Linked DNA regions of Homo sapiens: region 1 is linked to region 2. A link is an interaction called in ENCODE POLR2A ChIA-PET data of the cell type or tissue named here. Cell type or tissue: PC-9. All regions are shown on one strand. Each heading gives the region's core, and the rest is flanking DNA. Links, peaks and the distances in the headings are about the cores only. Region 1 has its middle 13 kb from the start of TUT7. Region 2 overlaps LOC105376131 (a long non-coding RNA gene).

What was found. ChIA-PET counts read pairs that join two places held together with the same protein. Peaks named below come from ENCODE experiments on the same cell type or tissue, not always from the same donor. Only the 100,000 strongest peaks of a DNase experiment are listed, where the experiment ranks them.
Region 1: POLR2A ChIA-PET joins it to region 2 with 8 read pairs; 1 of 35 experiments calls an interaction of 5 or more read pairs at or near these places.

Annotation. Positions count from the first base shown.
Region 1 is chr9:86,364,579-86,369,958 of GRCh38, reverse strand. No RefSeq gene overlaps it. Among named protein-coding and RNA genes, the nearest start is that of TUT7, 13 kb to the right of the region's middle. In PC-9, for the core only: no CTCF peak of the experiment used is centred there; a DNase peak (open chromatin) is centred at 608; H3K27ac peaks cover 1,216 bases.
Region 2 is chr9:87,988,153-87,993,532 of GRCh38, reverse strand. It overlaps LOC105376131 (a long non-coding RNA gene), which reads right to left. Exons shown (of 3, transcript XR_930088.2): 2 at 804-856. Among named protein-coding and RNA genes, the nearest start is that of CDK20, 16 kb to the right of the region's middle. In PC-9, for the core only: no CTCF peak of the experiment used is centred there; a DNase peak (open chromatin) is centred at 2,182.

The sequences.
Region 1 (5,380 bases), core at 96-5,095, 1.6 Mb after region 2:
TATTCACAATAGGCAAGATAAGGAATCAACCTAGGTGTCCAGTAAAATAAACAGATAAAGTAAATGTGGTTTATATACCTCATGAAATACTACGTTCTGGAGGACATACAGGTTAACCCAACAGGAAAATCTCTGCCCTTGTGGTATTTATATTTTAGTGGAAAATAAAATAAAAGACAAGAAATAAATAACAATAATAAATAGCTACATGATGTAGCAGGTAACAAGGTATATATAGCTCTATAAAACTGTCAACCTGAAATAACCAAAAGAATGAGAATTCAGTTTTAATGAGTTTATTCCAGCAAAAAACTGGGAATAGCCATCCTGGAAATACAGACTGCAAAAAAAATGAAGTCAGTGCTCCAAAGTTAAAAGAAATTTAACAGGATCAAAACTGTTCCTATAAACTTTATAAAATTAATCAGTGAAAAAGGGAGATGGAGAAATGAAAACAAACCAACCTTGCAGCACATTCAGCATTAATCATTAGGCCAGCTTGTTCTCTGACCTGTTTCCTCATAGTTGTTTACAACCTACTGCGCTGGAATCACACAAACTCTGTCACAAGATTATACTTCCCCTGAACTGTTCTAGAGATAGCAACTTAAGCATTGTGAAATATTGTTTTCCATTTCAGATATTCTTTCAGATCCTGCATACTGAAACTACTGATGCCAGCTGGTCTGTAGGATTCTATGAGAAGTTGACTCACCAATGAATGAAGTTTCCACATCCTGATGATCTCATCCCCTTGCCACAATGAATCAACAGCCCCAATTTTCCAGCCCCTTGCCCTCCAAAATCTCCTTAAAAACCCCAGTCCAGAACTCCCCGGAGGATATGGATTTGAGGATTCCTCTCGTCTCTCTACTTGGCTGCCCTGCAATCATTAAACTCTTTCTCTGCTGCAAACCATGCTGTCTCAGTGTATTGGTCTATTACTATGCAGTAGGCATATGATCTTGGCATACCTGTAACAAGATTGTAACATTTTCTTTGTTGAAATTTATTACTGGGCATGGAGGCTCACCCCTGTAATCCCAGCACTTTGGGAGGCAGAGGTGGGTAGATCACCTGAGGTCAAGGGTCTGAGAACAGCCTGGCCAACATCATGACATCCCATCTCTACTAAAAATCCAGAAAAATTAACCAGGCATGGTGGTGGGTGCCTCTAATCTCAGCTATTTGGGAGGCTGAGGCAGGAGAAACACTTGAACCTGGGAGGCAGAGGCTGCAGTGGGTGAGATTGTGCCATTGCACTCCAGCCTGGGCAACAAGAGTGAAACTTTGTCTCGAGAGAAAGAAAGAAAAAGAAGGAAAGAAAGAAAGAGAGAGAGAGAGAGAAAGAAGGAAGGAAGGAAGGAAAGAAAGGAAAGAAGGAAGGAAGCAGGAAGGAAGGAAGGAAGGAAAGAAGGAAGGAAGGAAAGAAATAAATTTATTTTTATGTATTTTTTTTTGAAACAGGATCTCGCTCTGTCACCCAGTCTGGAGTTCAGTGGCATGATCAGGCTCACTGCAGCCTTGACTTCCCAGGTTCAAGTGATCCTCCTACCTCAGCTACCCAAAGTGGGACTACAGGTGCATGACACCATGCCTGGCTAATTTTTGTATTGTTTGCAGTTATGGGGTTTCGCCATGTTGCCCAGGCTGGTCTAGAACCCCTGGACTCAAGTGACCTGCCTGCTTCCACCTCTCAAAGTGCTGAGATTACAGATGTGAGCCATGACTGTGCCCAGCCAGGATTATAAGCTTTTCTTTTCTTCTTTTCTTTCCTTTTCTTTTCTTCTCTTATCTTCTCTTTCTGATACGAGTCTCACTCTGTTGCCGAGGTCTGAGTGCAGTGGCATGATCATAGCCCATTTCAGCCTTGAACTCCTGAGGTGGGAGGGCTCAAGCAATCCTCCCAGTTTAGCCTCCAGAATAGCTGGGACCACAGGCACATGCCACATCTGGCTAATTTTATAATTTTTTTTTGTAGAGACAGGAGTCTCACTGTTAGATATAAGTTCTAAATTTCTTTTCAAATAATCAATATGCCAGTATGTTCAATTCTTTGCCTTCTACTTTTAAACTTAACTTCCTCATAAAGCAACCTTTTTCGATTACTTACTCCACCCTGACTCATTCCAATTACCTGCTCTGTCATAGCCATTTTTCCCGCCAAACCACTCACCCCATCACTCTCTTTAAATTAGCCAATTGGAATTAGTTTAGCCTGTGTGGTCTAACCCTAGCCAATAAGGGAAGGATACAGCAGCAGGGTCCACATGAGTCAGGGATAAGAACTCTTTCCCCTCCCTTGTCCAAGTGTGTGCTCACCATTGCTCCATCTGTAAGGTTGCACCCTTCTATAGAAGTACATTGCCTTCCTGAGAATCAAAAAGAAAATTTTATATTTGAGTGCTATTTCTTTTGCGGCACTGAAACTTTACATATAACAATTTGGGGGCTCGCCCGTGATTACATTCCCCTCCAGGGATAGTGTCTGGTTCTCTCTCATGAGGAGGTGCACCCCGTCCCCTTGTGGCGGCCTCAGGGGTGAGAAATCAAGACCCACCCAGTGTGAGGAATAACCTGAGCAACACGGGAAGAAAAAAAAAAACTGGCCAGCAACCTAGCTTAAAGGATCTTCACATACTGTGGTGATGACTCTGTGCACAGACCAAGGAAGGAGAAGCTGTGTGAGCTGGTAAAGTATTTCCTTGGTGGTCAGGACTAAGGTAAGAAAGCTGCAGGGGGGTGGGGGGTGTGGTGAAGTACTCCTTGGTCAAGGTGGCTTAGAGGTTAAAAAGAGGCAAGACATCCCTCTTGGCAGGGATTAAACCTCACACAAACCTCCAGCAGTAGAAAAGGCAAGAAATTTCCAGTGGGGGAAATTGAGCCTCACCCCAAAAGGTGAAAAATGTCCAGTAAGGGAAATTGAACTTTGAACCTTACCCCAAAACCATCAAGATGGGAAATATCCCAAGCAAGAGAGGGAGCAAAGGGGATAAAGATGGTAACAAAGATATCCCCCCAGATAGCCCTCTGGGTCTCATGCTAAAACACTGGAAGGATAATGAAAGGACTAAACATAGGAAAAAGCAACAAATGATAAAATATTGCTGTTATATTTGGACTCAGGGACCCATCCTCAAACCCTCAATCTTCTGGCCAAAGTTTGGGTCGAATGAGGATGTGATGTGCCAACTTCTAATCCGATATGGTAATGATAAAGGTCCACTGTCTCAAGAAGAAGTAGGCTATGCCCTTTGTTGGAGGCAAGGCGCAGCCCTCCTTTTTCCCTTAAAAACAAATAGGGAAGAACCCAATCTAGCACCTCAAACTGAAAAGTTAGAGAAGCCAGCTCTCATGCCTAAAGACTCCAGTGCATGGTATCCCCTAGACTCAGTGTCCCCCACTCAGTGTCTCCAATCTTTTCCCTCAGACAGCCACTGCTGCCTCAGATCCCATTCCAATTCCCCCTGTACTCATGTTATTCTTCCTCCTTATAACCCTGACTCTTGAGAATTACCATCCCACCAGCCTGTTCCCTCCCAACCTAAAGACCCCTCTCTAAAAGGACCCCAGCCTCCATCTGGAGGACCAAGGTCCTCGTCTACCAGACCCCCTAAAGAGTATGGGGGAGCAGGGTTAAAGAATCCCAGAACTAAGCGGGAGGAAAGACAAGATAGGTGCTATAGATGTGGAAGAACAGGCCACTTCAAGAAAGGATGTCCTGAACTAAGAAAGGAAAAAGAAACCCTTCCACTCATGACTTTCAAGGAAGAATAGGGGGGTCAGAGGCTCTGTCTCTTTTATCTTGAGTACCACCAGGAGCCCTTGATAAATTTGTAGGTGGGACCTAAACATGAGCTTATCACCTTTTTAGTCAACTCAGGGGCTGCTTGCCCCTCTGTTTGTTCCCCACCCCCCATCTAATATTGTCTCCTCCTCAGAGGAACTTTTAGTCTCTGGGGTAAAAGGGGGAGGATTTAGAGCAAAAATTTTAGAAAGCACAGAAGTTAGATACCAGGATTGCTCAGCTTATATTCAGTTCTTGTTAATCCCTGAAGCAGGAACTAATTTACTGGGGAGGGATTTAATGTTAAAGTTAGGCATAGGTCTGCAAGTCAGCCCAAGAGGATTCCTCACCTCATTAAACCTACTCACCACTACAGATGAAAAATATGTTAATCCTAATATCTGGTCCAAAGAAGAAAACCGAGGGAAACTCCAAGTCCCTCTGATCCACATCAAGCTAAAAACCCCGGGAGAAGTAGTAAGTAGGAAACAATACCCTATTTCCCTAGAAGATAAGATAGAGTTAAAACCTATAATCGAAGGCCTTATTAAGGACAGGCCTCTTGAGCTCTGTATGTCCCTTTATAACACCCCAATAGTGCCAGTCCATATAATCATCAATGGTTTACTATGACAGATTTGAAGAATGTTTTTTGGGCATGTGCCTTGGATGAAGATAACCAAGATATATTTGCTTTTGAGTGGGAGGATCCCCACTCAGGGCAGAAACAACAACATTGATGGACAATCTTGCCCCAAGGGTTCACAGACTCCCCTAATCTTTTTGGTCAAATTTTAGAACAAGTATTAGAAAAAGTTGTCATCCCAGAACAAATATGCCTTCTTCAGTATGTGGATGACATTCTTATAGCTGTTGAAGATAAAGAGAAGGTAACTGACTTCTCTACACATATTCTTAACTGTCTGCAGTTTGAGAGGCTACAAGTCTCAAAAAGAAAGCTTCAGTATGTACAGCCCGAAGTTAAATATTTAGGCCACTTAATAAGCACAGGCAAGTGAAGAATAGGGCCTGAATGGATCAAGGGAATCATGTCCTTACCCTTGTCTCAAACTAAACAAGAACTCGAAATTTTTAGGGTTAGTCAGATACTGCCACTTATGGATTGACTCATATGCACTGCACAGTAAACTGTTATATCAAAAGCTTGCCCAGGAGAAGCCTAACCATCTCCCGTGGACTTCTGAGGAAGCTGATCAAGTTGAGAAGCTGAAGAAAAGGCTCATAACTGCCCCTGTTTTAGCCTTACCCTCCCTAGAAAAGCCATTCCACCTTTTTGTTAATGTGGACAGTGGGGTAGCTTTAGGAGTGCTGACTCAAGAACAGGGAGGCCACCGGCAGCCCGTAGCCTTCCTATCAAAGGTCTTAGACCCAGTCACTTGTGGATGGCCTCAATGCATTCAGTCCATCGCAACTATGGCAATACTAGTGGAGGAAAGCATTTTGGAGGAAAATTGACAGTAAGCAAGCCTCACCAAGTTAGAACTATCTTAAACCAAAGAGCAGGGAGATGGCTTACTGACTCGAGAATCTTTAAGTATGAGGCCATTCTGTTAGAAAAGGATAATTTAACAT
Region 2 (5,380 bases), core at 88-5,087:
AATCTAACCTTCCATCTTAAGACACAGGGGCGCCAGGGATGGTGGTGTGTGCCTGTGGTCCTAGCTACTCAGGAGACTGAGATGGAAGGATCACTTGAGGCTAGGAATTTGAGGCTGCAGTGTGCTATGATTGCACCTGTGAATAGCTACTGCACTCTACGCTGGGCAACTTAGTGAGGCCCATTTCTTAAAAAAAAAAAAAAAAAAAAAAGACGCTGGGGAAAAAGGAGCAAAATAAACCCAAGGCAATCAGAATTAAGAAAATAATAAAGATTAGAGGGAAAATAAATGCAACTGGGAAGATAAAAACAATATAAATAATTAACAAACCCAAAAGTTAGTTATTTGAAATGATTGATAAAACTGGCAAAACTTCATTATAGCTAGAATGACCAGGAAATAAGAGAGAAGACTTGTATCACTGAAACCAAGAATAAAAAATAGGACATGACCGGGCGCGGTGGCTCACGCCTGTAATCCCAGCACTTTGGAAGGCCAAGGCGGGCGGATCACGAGGTCAGGAGATTGAGACCATCGTGGCTAACATGGTGAAACCCCGTCTCTACTAAAAATACAAAAAAAATTAGCTGGGCGTGGTGGCGGGCGCCTGTAGTCCCAGCTACTCGGGAGGCTGAGGCAGGAGAATGGCGTGACCCCGGGAGGCGGAGCTTCCAGCCTGGGCAACTCCGTCTCAAAAAAAAAAAAAAACCAGATTCGTGGAAAGACACAGACTACCAAAACTGACTGAAGAACAAATAGAAATTCAGAATAAACACATAACAATTAATAATTATAAAGCTTACCACAAAGAAAAGCGCAGGACCAGATAGCTTCACCGGTGCATTCTACCAAGTGTCTAAAAAAGAATTAACACCAAACTCTTTCAAAATATAAAAGAGGAGGAAATACTTTTCAACACATTCTATGAGGACTGTGTTACATTGATACAAAAACCAGACAATGACATTGTAAGAAAACTACAAACCATTATCTTTTATGAAAAAGGATGAAAAAAATTCTCAACAAAATACTAACACACCAAATCTAGCAACATATAAAGATTACATCAAAAGAATATTAAGACAATTCATAGACTGGGAGAAAGTATTTGCAAAAGACATATCTTACAAAGGACTGTTATTTAACCCAATTAAAAAATTGACAACATGTCCGGGAGCAGTGGCTCATACCTGTAATCCCAGCACTTTGGGAGGCCAAGGCGGGTGGATCATTTGAGGTCAGGAGTTTGAAACCAGCCTGGCCAATGTGGCAAAACCCGATTTCTACTAAAAATATAAAAATTAACCAGGCAAGGTGGTGCATGCCTGTAATCCCAGCTACTCGAGAGGCTAAAGCAGGAGAATTGCTCGAACCTGGGAGGCAGAGGTTGCAGTGAGCCAAGATTGTGCCACTGCACTCCAGCCTGGGCAACAGAGCAAGACTCCATCTCAAAAAAATAAAAAATAAAAATAAATTGGCAAAATCATCTGAGATATGAGGACTTGAAAATTAAAAAAAAAGAAAAAATTGGCAAAAGATCTGAACAGATACCTCACCAAAAAAGATATACAAATGACAAATAAGCTTATGAAAAGATGTTCAACATCATATTTCTTTAGGGAATTGCAAATTAAAACAATAAGTTATCACTACAAATCTATTAGAATGGTGAAAATCCAAAACACTGGCAACAGCAAATGCTAGCTAGGAGATAGAGCAACAGAAACCCCCATTCATTACTGGTGAGAATGCAAAATGATATATCCACTTTGGAAGATAGTTTGGCAGTTTCTTACATAAGTAAACATACTCTTAACATACATTCCAGCAATCATGTTCTTTGGTATTTACCCAAATAAGGTGAAAACATGTCAACACAAAAACCAGCACACACATTTTATGGCAACTTTATTAATAATTGCCAAAACTTGGAAGCAACCAAGATGCTCTTTAGATGAGATCAGGTGCGTTCAGGGTGGTATGGCCGTAGATCAAGATGTTCTTTAGTAGGGGAGGAGATAAATAAATTTTGGTACATCCAGGCAACAAAATATTATTCAGCACTAAAAACAAATGAGCTAACAAGCCATGAAAAGACATGAAGGAAACTTGCATATTGCTAAGTGAAAGAAGCCAATCTGGAAAGACTACATATTTTCTGATTCCAACCATATGACATGTTGAAGAAGGTGAAACTATGGAAACAGCAAAAACATCAGTGGTTGCCAGGGGTTTGTGTGAGGGGAAGAAGAGGTAGAGCACAGGCATTTTTAGGGCAGTGAAACAATTCTATATGACACTATAATGGTGGATATGTGCCATTATATTTGTGCCAAAACCTACAGAATGTATGACACCAACAATGAAACTGAATGTAAACTATGGAACGTGGATGATAATTAAGTGTTAATGTTGGTTCATCAATTCTAGTAAATCTCCCACTCCAGTGCAGGATATGGATGGTGAGGAGTGCTATGCATGTGTGGGAACTCTGTACTTTCTGCTCTATTTTCTGTGAACCTAAAACTGTTCTAAAATGTCAGGTGTATTTTTAAAGAAAAGGATTAGACACAATGAGTAGGTGCGAGTTACCCCACAAATGCAAACTGGGTTCAACATAAGAAAACCAATCAATGTAATACACTATATTAATAAAAGACAAACTCTACATGATAATCTCAAAAGAAAAAAAATTTGACAAATCCGAAACCTTTTCAGGATACAAAATATTCAACAAAGTAAGAATATTCCTCAACCTAATAAAGCCATCTACAAAAACCCTACAAGTAACATCCTACTTAATGATAAAAAGCTGAAAGTGGCTGGGTTCAGTGGCTCATGCCTGTAATCCCTACAGTTTGGGAGGCTGAGGTGGGAGGGTCGCTTAAGCCCAGGAGTTCAAGACCAGCCTGAATAACATAGCAAGACCTTGTCTCTACAAATAATTTTTTTGGAGACGGAGTCTAGCTCTGTCGCCCAGGCTGGAGGGCAATGGCGCAATCTTGGCTCACTGCAACCTCCGCCTCCCAAATTTAAATGATTCTCCTGCCTCAGCCTCCTGAGTAGCTGGGATTACAGGCGCCCGCTACCACGCCCAGCTAATTTTTGTATTTTTAGTAGAGACGGGGTTTCACTGTGTTGGCCAGGCTGGTTTTGAACTCCTGACCTTGTGATCCACCCACCTCAGCCTCCCAAAGTGCTGGGATTACAAGCATGAGCCACCGTGCCCAGTCTTACAAATAATAATTTTTAAAAACTAGCCAGTCATGGTGGTGTGCACCTGTGTTCCCAGTTACTTGGGAGGCTGAGGTGAGAGAATCACTTGGGTCCAGGTGGTTGAGGCTGCAGTGAGCCATGATCATACCACTGCACTCCAGCCTGGGTGACAGAGAGAGATCCTGTCTCAAAAAAAAAAAAAAAAAAAAAAGCTGAAAGTCTTCCTGCCAATATAGGGAACAAAACAATGTCTGTTTTTTCCATTTCTATTCCACATTGTACTGAAGATTTTAGTCAGGACAATCAAAAGAGGAAGAAATAAAAGGCATACACATTAAAAGGAAGGAATAAAACCATCCATTTGCAGATAATATGAATTTGCACGTAGAAAACACTAAGGAATTCACATGAAAATTGTTAAAGCTAACAAATAAGTCTGGCAATGTTGCAGAATACAAGGTCAATATATGAAAATCAATTATATTTATACACACTAATAGTGAACAATCTGAAAATAAAATTAAGACAATAATTCCATTTACAATAGCATAAAAATACATTTTTAGGAATAAACTTAAAAGAAGCACAACTTGTTGAGATAGTTTTGATATTTGTCCTCTCCAAATCTCATATTGAAATGTGACTGCTAATGTTGGTGGTGGGGCCTGGTGCAAGGTGTTTGGGCCATGGGGACAGATCCCTCAGTAATGGCTTGGTGCCTTCCCTACATTAATGAGAGTTCTAGTGCCATTAGTTCAAGCAAGATCTGGTTGTTAAAGAGTCTGGGATCTGCCCTATCTCTCCTGCTCCCTCTCTCCCATATGACATGCCAGCTTCCCTTGCCTTCTACCATGAATAAAACTTTCCTGAGGCCCTCACCAGAAGATCAGCCAATGCTGATGCCATGTTTCTTGTACAGTCTGCAGAACTGTGTGCCAAATAAACTTATTTTCTTTATAAATTACTCAGCCTCAGCCAGGTGCAGTGGCCTGTAATCCCAGCACTTTGGGAAGATGAGGTGGGTAGATCACTTGAGGCCATGAGTTCAAGACCAGCCTGGCCAACACAGTAAAACCCTGTCTCTACTTAAAAAATAGCAAAAAATTAGCTGGGTGTGGTGCACATGCCTGCAATCTCAGTTACTTGGGTGGTTGAGTCACAAGAATCACTTGAACTCGGGAGACGGAGGTTGCAGTGAGCTAAGATTGTGCCACTGCACTCCAGCCTGGGCAACGGAGTGAGACTCTGTCTCAAAAATAATAAATAAAAATAAAAAACAAACAAATTACTTAGCTTCAGGTATTCCTTTATAGTGGTGCAAAATGGACTAATATGGAAAATTAATACTGAGGAGTGGCACATGGCTATAAAGAAAGCTGAAAATGTGGAAGCAGCTTTGGAACTGAGTAATGGACAATTTGGAAGAGTTTGGGGGACTCAGAAGAAGAAAGGAAGATGAGGGAACGTTTGGAACTTTTATGAGACTGGTTAAGTGGTTGTGACCAAAGTGCTGATAGAATTAGGGACAGTGAAGGCCAGGCTGATGAGGTCTCAGATGGAAATAAGGAACTTATTGGGAACTGGAGGAAGGGTCACCCTTGTTACACCTTAGCAAAGAACGTAGCTGCACTGTGCCCATGTCCAAAGACTTTGTGAAAGTCTGAACTTAAGAGTGATGATATGAAAAACTACAAAACAACATTGAAACAAATTAAGATCTAAATAAGTAGAAAGACATCCTGTCTTCATGGGATTAGTATTTTCATCTTAAGATTGTGTACAGATTCACTACAATCCTCACAAAATTTAGTTGGCTGTTTTTGTTGGAAACGTTGAGAAGCTAATCCAAAAATTTATATCAAAATTTTGAAGTCTTCCAAGGACAAAAAAATTTTTTTTAAATCCAAGGAACTCAGAATAGCTAAAACAATCTTGAAAAAGGGAGACAAAGTTAAAGGATTTACATTTCTTGATTTCAAAACTTACTACAAAGCTACAGTAATTAAGATCAGGTAGTACTGGCATAAGGATAGACATGTAGATCTATATCCATATGAACAGAATTGAGAATCCAGAGATAAACTTATACATTATGGCCAACTGATTTTTGACAAGGGTTCCAAGACAATGCCAAAGGGAAATAATAATATTTCCAACAAACACT